Linked DNA regions of Homo sapiens: region 2 is linked to region 1. A link is a contact called in ENCODE Hi-C or POLR2A ChIA-PET data. All regions are on one chromosome and are shown on one strand. Each heading gives the region's core, a stretch centred on a gene start or an enhancer-like site at or near the end of the contact. The rest is flanking DNA. Distances are from core to core; before and after follow the strand shown. Region 1 overlaps LBH (LBH regulator of Wnt signaling pathway). Region 2 has its middle 39 kb from the start of LCLAT1.

Region 1 (2,700 bases), core at 39-2,538:
TCAACTGCAATCCCAAGATAGGTAGGTACGGTACAATAAGATATTGTGAGACAGAGACAGAGACAGAGAGAGACCACATTCACATAGCTTTTGTTGCAGTATAGTGTTATAATTGTTCTATTTTATTGTTAGCTATCATTGTTAATCTCACATTGAGTCTAATTTATAAATTAACCTTTATCACAGGTATGGATGTATAGGATAAAACATAGCATATGTGGGTTTGGTATTATCTGTGGTTTCAGGCAACCACTGTGTGTCCTGGAACGTATCCCCCAGAGATAACGGGGACTACTGTAACCCTATTTTGTGGATAAGAAACCTGAAGCACAGAGACGGTATGTGACTTGCTCAAAGCCACGCACCTGGGAAGCAGCTGAACTGGGATCCAAACTCAGACCTGTAGGACTTCAAATGAAGCGTTCACTTGATAGCATGGGTTAAGCCACACAACCCAGGTGCTCACTATGTCCTTGACCACCATTGTATAACTCCGGTCAAGTCCTCTCAACCCCAAACACCTCAGTTTCTCCTTTTGAGACATGAGGTGACCTTCTTGTCTCACTAGATGGGTACAAGTTCTTGGCAAATATAAAGATGATAAAATACTTTGAGGACATAAGCAAAATTGAAACTATAATGTCCTCTTTGGAGCAGTTTCAAAAGAACTACAGTAAGCATCCAATCTCCAAGCAAGAGGGAGTCATATGAACACAGTAATTAAAATAATTCCAAACAGCGCCATTCATACCGAGAGCTCCACAATTAAGTCTTTTAAGACCTTGCAAGAGGTCTGAGAATTGAACTTCTGATACTGCTTAGCTGCCAGAGGACTTTGCTCCCTGAATTGCTCGAAGCAAGCACTGTTTAAATTTTTTTGTTTGTTTGTTTACAAAGCCTATTAATTGTATTTTTAAAAATTACTACAATAATCGAACCCTTCCATCAGAGATCTTATTTTATTATCAGATTATACCCATTTGGGCCTCAAAATTGTAGCTCTCTCCAAACACAAAAAGTACCCAGAACCAACAGCTTCTGGTTTCCTTACAGACAGACAGAAAGCCTTGCAAAGTGCTGCTGAGTAATTTGCCAGCACAATCTTATCTCTGACAGCTGCTTCAGAGGCTGACCCCAAGGAGGTCAACATTTTTCCACTAAGTCATGCTTTTTAATCATCTAGGCAGCAGAAAAATGAGAGGTTGCAACTGCAATTTGACGGGTGGGGTAGGCAGTGGAAAAAAGGACTTGAGTCAGACTTGCCAAGCACATGACAGGTAGGGGTTGAGGCGGCAGGCCAGGCCGGCATGCTGCCTGCCTGCAGGAACTGGCAGGGAGTAAAGAACTGCCCCTGTTCCCAAAAGAAACTGCTTCTGGTTAAACCTCTTTCCCCAAAGTGCTCCTTCTCTCTGTACTACAGAAAGGCAAAAACAAACACAAATCATTTTCCCTTCTCTCTGCAGCTCTCAGAGGCATTTCTCACCCTCAGCCCAGGGTAGGGCAGGTCTAGAAGAATCCACCCCCAGCTGTGATTCTCCCAGCCCTACACCTTCCTCCCTCTGCCAGCCCTGGACTCCACATCCAGCAGCCACATTGGGCTGCCAAAGCTGATGGCTGAAATGAATCCAATGGACACCAAGTGTGTTAGTCCATTCTCATGCTACTATGAAGAAATCCCCAAGACTGGGTAATTTATAAAGGAAAGAGGTTTTTTTTTTTTTTGAGACGGAGTCTCGCTCTGTCACCCAGGCTGGAGTGCAGTGGCACGATCTCTGCTCACTGCAAGCTCCGCCTCCTGGGTTCACGCCATTCTCCTGCCTCAGCCTCCTGAGTAGCTTCGACGACAGGCGCCCGCCACCACGCCCGGCTAATTTTTTGTATTTTTAGTAGAGACGATGGTTCACCATGTTAGCCAGTATGGTCTCAATCTCCTGACCTCATGATCCGCCCGCCCTGGCCTCCCAAAGTGCTGGGATTACAGGCATGAGCCACTGCACCTGGCCTAAAGGAAAGAGGTTTAATTGCCTCACGGTTCCACATGGCTAGGAAGGCCTCAGGAAACTTACAATCATGGTGGAAGCGGAAGCAAACACATCCTTCTTCACAAGGTGGCAGGAGAGAGAAGTGCCGAGCAAAGGGAGAAAAGCCCCTTATAAAACCATCTGATCTTATGAGATCTCACTTACTATCATGATGAGAATGGCATGAGAGTAACCGCCCCCATGATTCAATTACCTCCTACCAGGTCCCTCCCATGAGACAAGGGGATTATGGGAACTACAATTCAAGATAAGATCTGGGTGGGGACACGGCCAAGCCATATCACCAAGTTCCATCCTTTGCAAATGGAATGAAGCCTTGACATTTACACACACCATGAATCTCCCAGGTCTTGCATTCTCCACTGTGTAGAAAAGTAAGCACCATTGTTCATCTCAGAAGCTCACCCTCAGGCCCAGGATTCTCTGCTCCAACAGCCTCTGCTGTTGGTCGGCCAAACAAACGCCCTGGGCTTCCCTGAAACATCTTGCTGCCTTCATCATCCTCATACTAAATCATCTATCCAACAAAGCAGCCACTCACCACACAGGGCCATTTAAAGTTACATTAAATTGATGTTTATATTATATCACATATAAATTTCTGTTAATAAAAATAAAATAAAAATTTTAGCCACCTTTCTTATTTTTTATTAGTTTT
Region 2 (2,700 bases), core at 63-2,562, 160 kb before region 1:
GATAAGCTCTCCACCTTGTGGGTGCTAACACAGGGATCAGGGAGATTTCTTATCAATGTGCTGGCAGCCCCATCAAAACTTCACATGAGCTTTTTTTGCTTTCCTGGTGGAGGCAGTAGCAGTGACTTGCTGCTATGGGATGCTCTGTCCACTAGCCTTGGCTTATGGGAATCCATCCAATGACTGTGCAGGAAGTCATCTATCTAATCCCCTTTGCCAGTAAGAATGTTTAAAACTGGCCAGAACCTCAGGGACAGTTCAGCTATTAATGGAAAGTAAATCAAATCTGAGGCCCTTAAAGACCCATGTAGTATAAACTGCATTTCCATAGACCTTGAAGCACATCTAGAAAGCCTTGTGGAAAGAAAGAGGGCCTTAGTTTCATCCTAGGCTGTGACTGCTTATGTTAGTTAGGGTCAGGCCAGATAGTTGATTCATCTTTTATAGAGCCAAGAACTCTCCAGAGGTAGAAAACAGGAGGGCAGTGTATTTAAGATGAAAGGAGAAGGAAGAATCCAGCCTAGGAAGAAAGGCAGCCTGGGACCACATCCTGACCCCAATCTTGTCTCAGGGCCGGGTTCAACCTCAGGTCTTCCTTTTCCTTCAGTTGGTTGAGAGAGGAGAGAAGACCAGAAATGGGTGAAAAAGAAGGGAAGCCTTTCATCTGTCCCTTGCAAAAAGGGACTCTCTTACCATGTCCAGTTAAGACTCTCCTTCTAGAAAATGGGCATGGAGGTGCTGATTGGAGCAGAATCCATTTCTCAGATACCAGCTCACCATCAGCATCTGGGTGGAGGGAGGCGTTCATGCTGGCCAGATGTTTGTAAGGCTGTGATAGTGAAGCCAAGAACCCCTGCAGTCAGCCAATGTTCTACCCAGTCTAGGATGAGGCTGCTTTGCCCTCAGCCTGGGGAGTGCCTGGGAAAAGGCAGGTCAGATCAGAGTGGGGATGTGAGGGGACCCTTTCTAAGCCAAAGGCCCACTTCAGTTCCAGGCAAAGAGGGTCTCCCTTTCTTCTCCCCCAACAATTCCTCAGATGATTACTTCCACACCCAATTTCCTTCATGCTCACATAAGGAGCCAGGCTCAGGGTCTGCAGTTTGGGAGGAAAGCTGCCTGCTCACCCCTCCTGTTTATCCTACACACACACACACACACACACACACACACACACACACACACGCCTGCAAGATTTCCACTCTTCACTGACTGTATCAGCCCAGCCTCATCTCCTTCCACGGCAGGGCCCTTGGAACCCAGCGCTGAGCTGGTGCTACTCTAAAAATAACTGTGTCCGATGTGATGAATGGGAAGGCATTTGCTCTCCTTTTCCTGCCTCGCGTCGGGGCCTGAATCATGTTGGGAAATGACATTCTGTTAACACAAGCACTTTTGCTTCCTCCTGTGCTCTCTCACCATCCGGTGGGGGCCCTGGCCGGGACTGGCTTTCAATTTTTAAAGCCCCCTGGGGGTCCATCCAATACCCCCATCCCCTGACATTAAGGAAAGTTTTAAACAAAGAGAAATGGAGAGAAGCATCCTGTGCTTCCCTGGGGGCATGCTAAGGACTTGAGGAGGCACAGGTGGCACAGATACGACCCCACCCCTACTTCACTAGGAAAAGCTGAGCTGACTGGACATCCAGACCAGGAATGTCTCTCGAGGCCAGGAACCAGCCTCAGCTCTGCACTGGGCTCTGGGCAGCCACTTGATGAATGACTGCAGAGTGGGAAATGGGAGGGACCCAGCCAGATAACGACTCCCTGCTTCCATCTGAGAGCGGCTCTGATACCATCTGGAATCAGACTTGTGGGGGAGTGGGCCTCAGCATTTTGGGCAACATATTTTGAGGCTTCTCCTTCCAGAGAAGCAGCTGGGCTTCTCTTGACTTTGTTCTAAGTTCTGTGAAGCCAAGCATCAAACCAACTTACCTTCCCATACCCCTACGTCCCAGTCATCGTGCCTGGCTCAGAAGAAGATCTTAATAGGTGCTTTTTGGTTCGAACAGAAATAAGTAGCATCTAGAGAGTCTAGGAGGGAGAACTAGAGTCACTCAGCTTTTTAAAGAACAAAGGATGGAGTCTCTGGAATCTAGAGATTTAGTCAAGGCCCTCATGCTGGGCCTGGGGAAAGATCATTTCTTTTTTTTTTTTTTATTTTTTTATTTTTATTTTTTTTAGAGACAGGGTCTCACCATGTTGCCCAGGCTAGTTTCAAGCTCCTGGGCTCAAGCGATCCTCCTGCAACGAACTCTCAAAGTGCTGGAATTACAGGTGTGACCCACCATATCTGGCTGTAAGATCATTTCTTAAAGCCCTTCCTCCAGCCTTGACTCTATCCCAACTCACAGGCCACTTGGGAACCCATGACTCTCTTCTCTGGAGCAAGGATTTGGCAGCTTATCACCCTCAGACAGAAACCAGCTCCTCCTGTGAAGCCTTACTTCTCATCCCTAAGACTCATTTCTGGGTTTTGTCTTGGATTTGTATGGGATCTTGGTTTAATGGAACCTGTTTTAAACATCCTTTTGGGCCCCCTATTGATCCTCTTAACCTTTAACCTATTCTCAAAGTGACAAAAACTTTTGGCTTAAGCAGTAAACCCATAATAAATCAGAACTCTAGGGAATCCATGTTTCACAGTTTCAAGAGAGTTCCATTGTTGGACTGGGGCAGAATATAACCAGCACCCATGCATGAT

What was found. A loop is a pair of places that touch in the nucleus more often than their neighbours do. ChIA-PET counts read pairs that join two places held with the same protein, here RNA polymerase II (POLR2A). Pooled maps may share reads with other maps.
Region 2: a map of vagina shows a loop between it and region 1 (2.7-fold over the local background). The contact joins two enhancer-like sites. A Hi-C loop is called at or near these places in 2 of 168 maps with a recorded cell type or tissue (heart left ventricle and vagina) and 6 of 50 pooled maps. POLR2A ChIA-PET finds 5 or more read pairs at or near these places in 4 of 52 experiments (BJ, activated CD4-positive, alpha-beta T cell, activated CD8-positive, alpha-beta memory T cell and 1 more).

Annotation. Positions count from the first base shown.
Region 1 is chr2:30,251,684-30,254,383 of GRCh38, reverse strand. All of the region lies in intron 2 of LBH (LBH regulator of Wnt signaling pathway), which reads right to left. Among named protein-coding and RNA genes, the nearest start is that of LBH, 22 kb to the right of the region's middle. Within about 2 kb of position 1,288, at least 23 of the 41 ENCODE cell types and tissues checked have a DNase peak (open chromatin) inside an H3K27ac peak, as active enhancers do; they include heart left ventricle, where a contact is called at or near this core.
Region 2 is chr2:30,406,728-30,409,427 of GRCh38, reverse strand. No RefSeq gene overlaps it. Among named protein-coding and RNA genes, the nearest start is that of LCLAT1, 39 kb to the left of the region's middle. Within about 2 kb of position 1,312, at least 12 of the 41 ENCODE cell types and tissues checked have a DNase peak (open chromatin) inside an H3K27ac peak, as active enhancers do; they include heart left ventricle, where a contact is called at or near this core.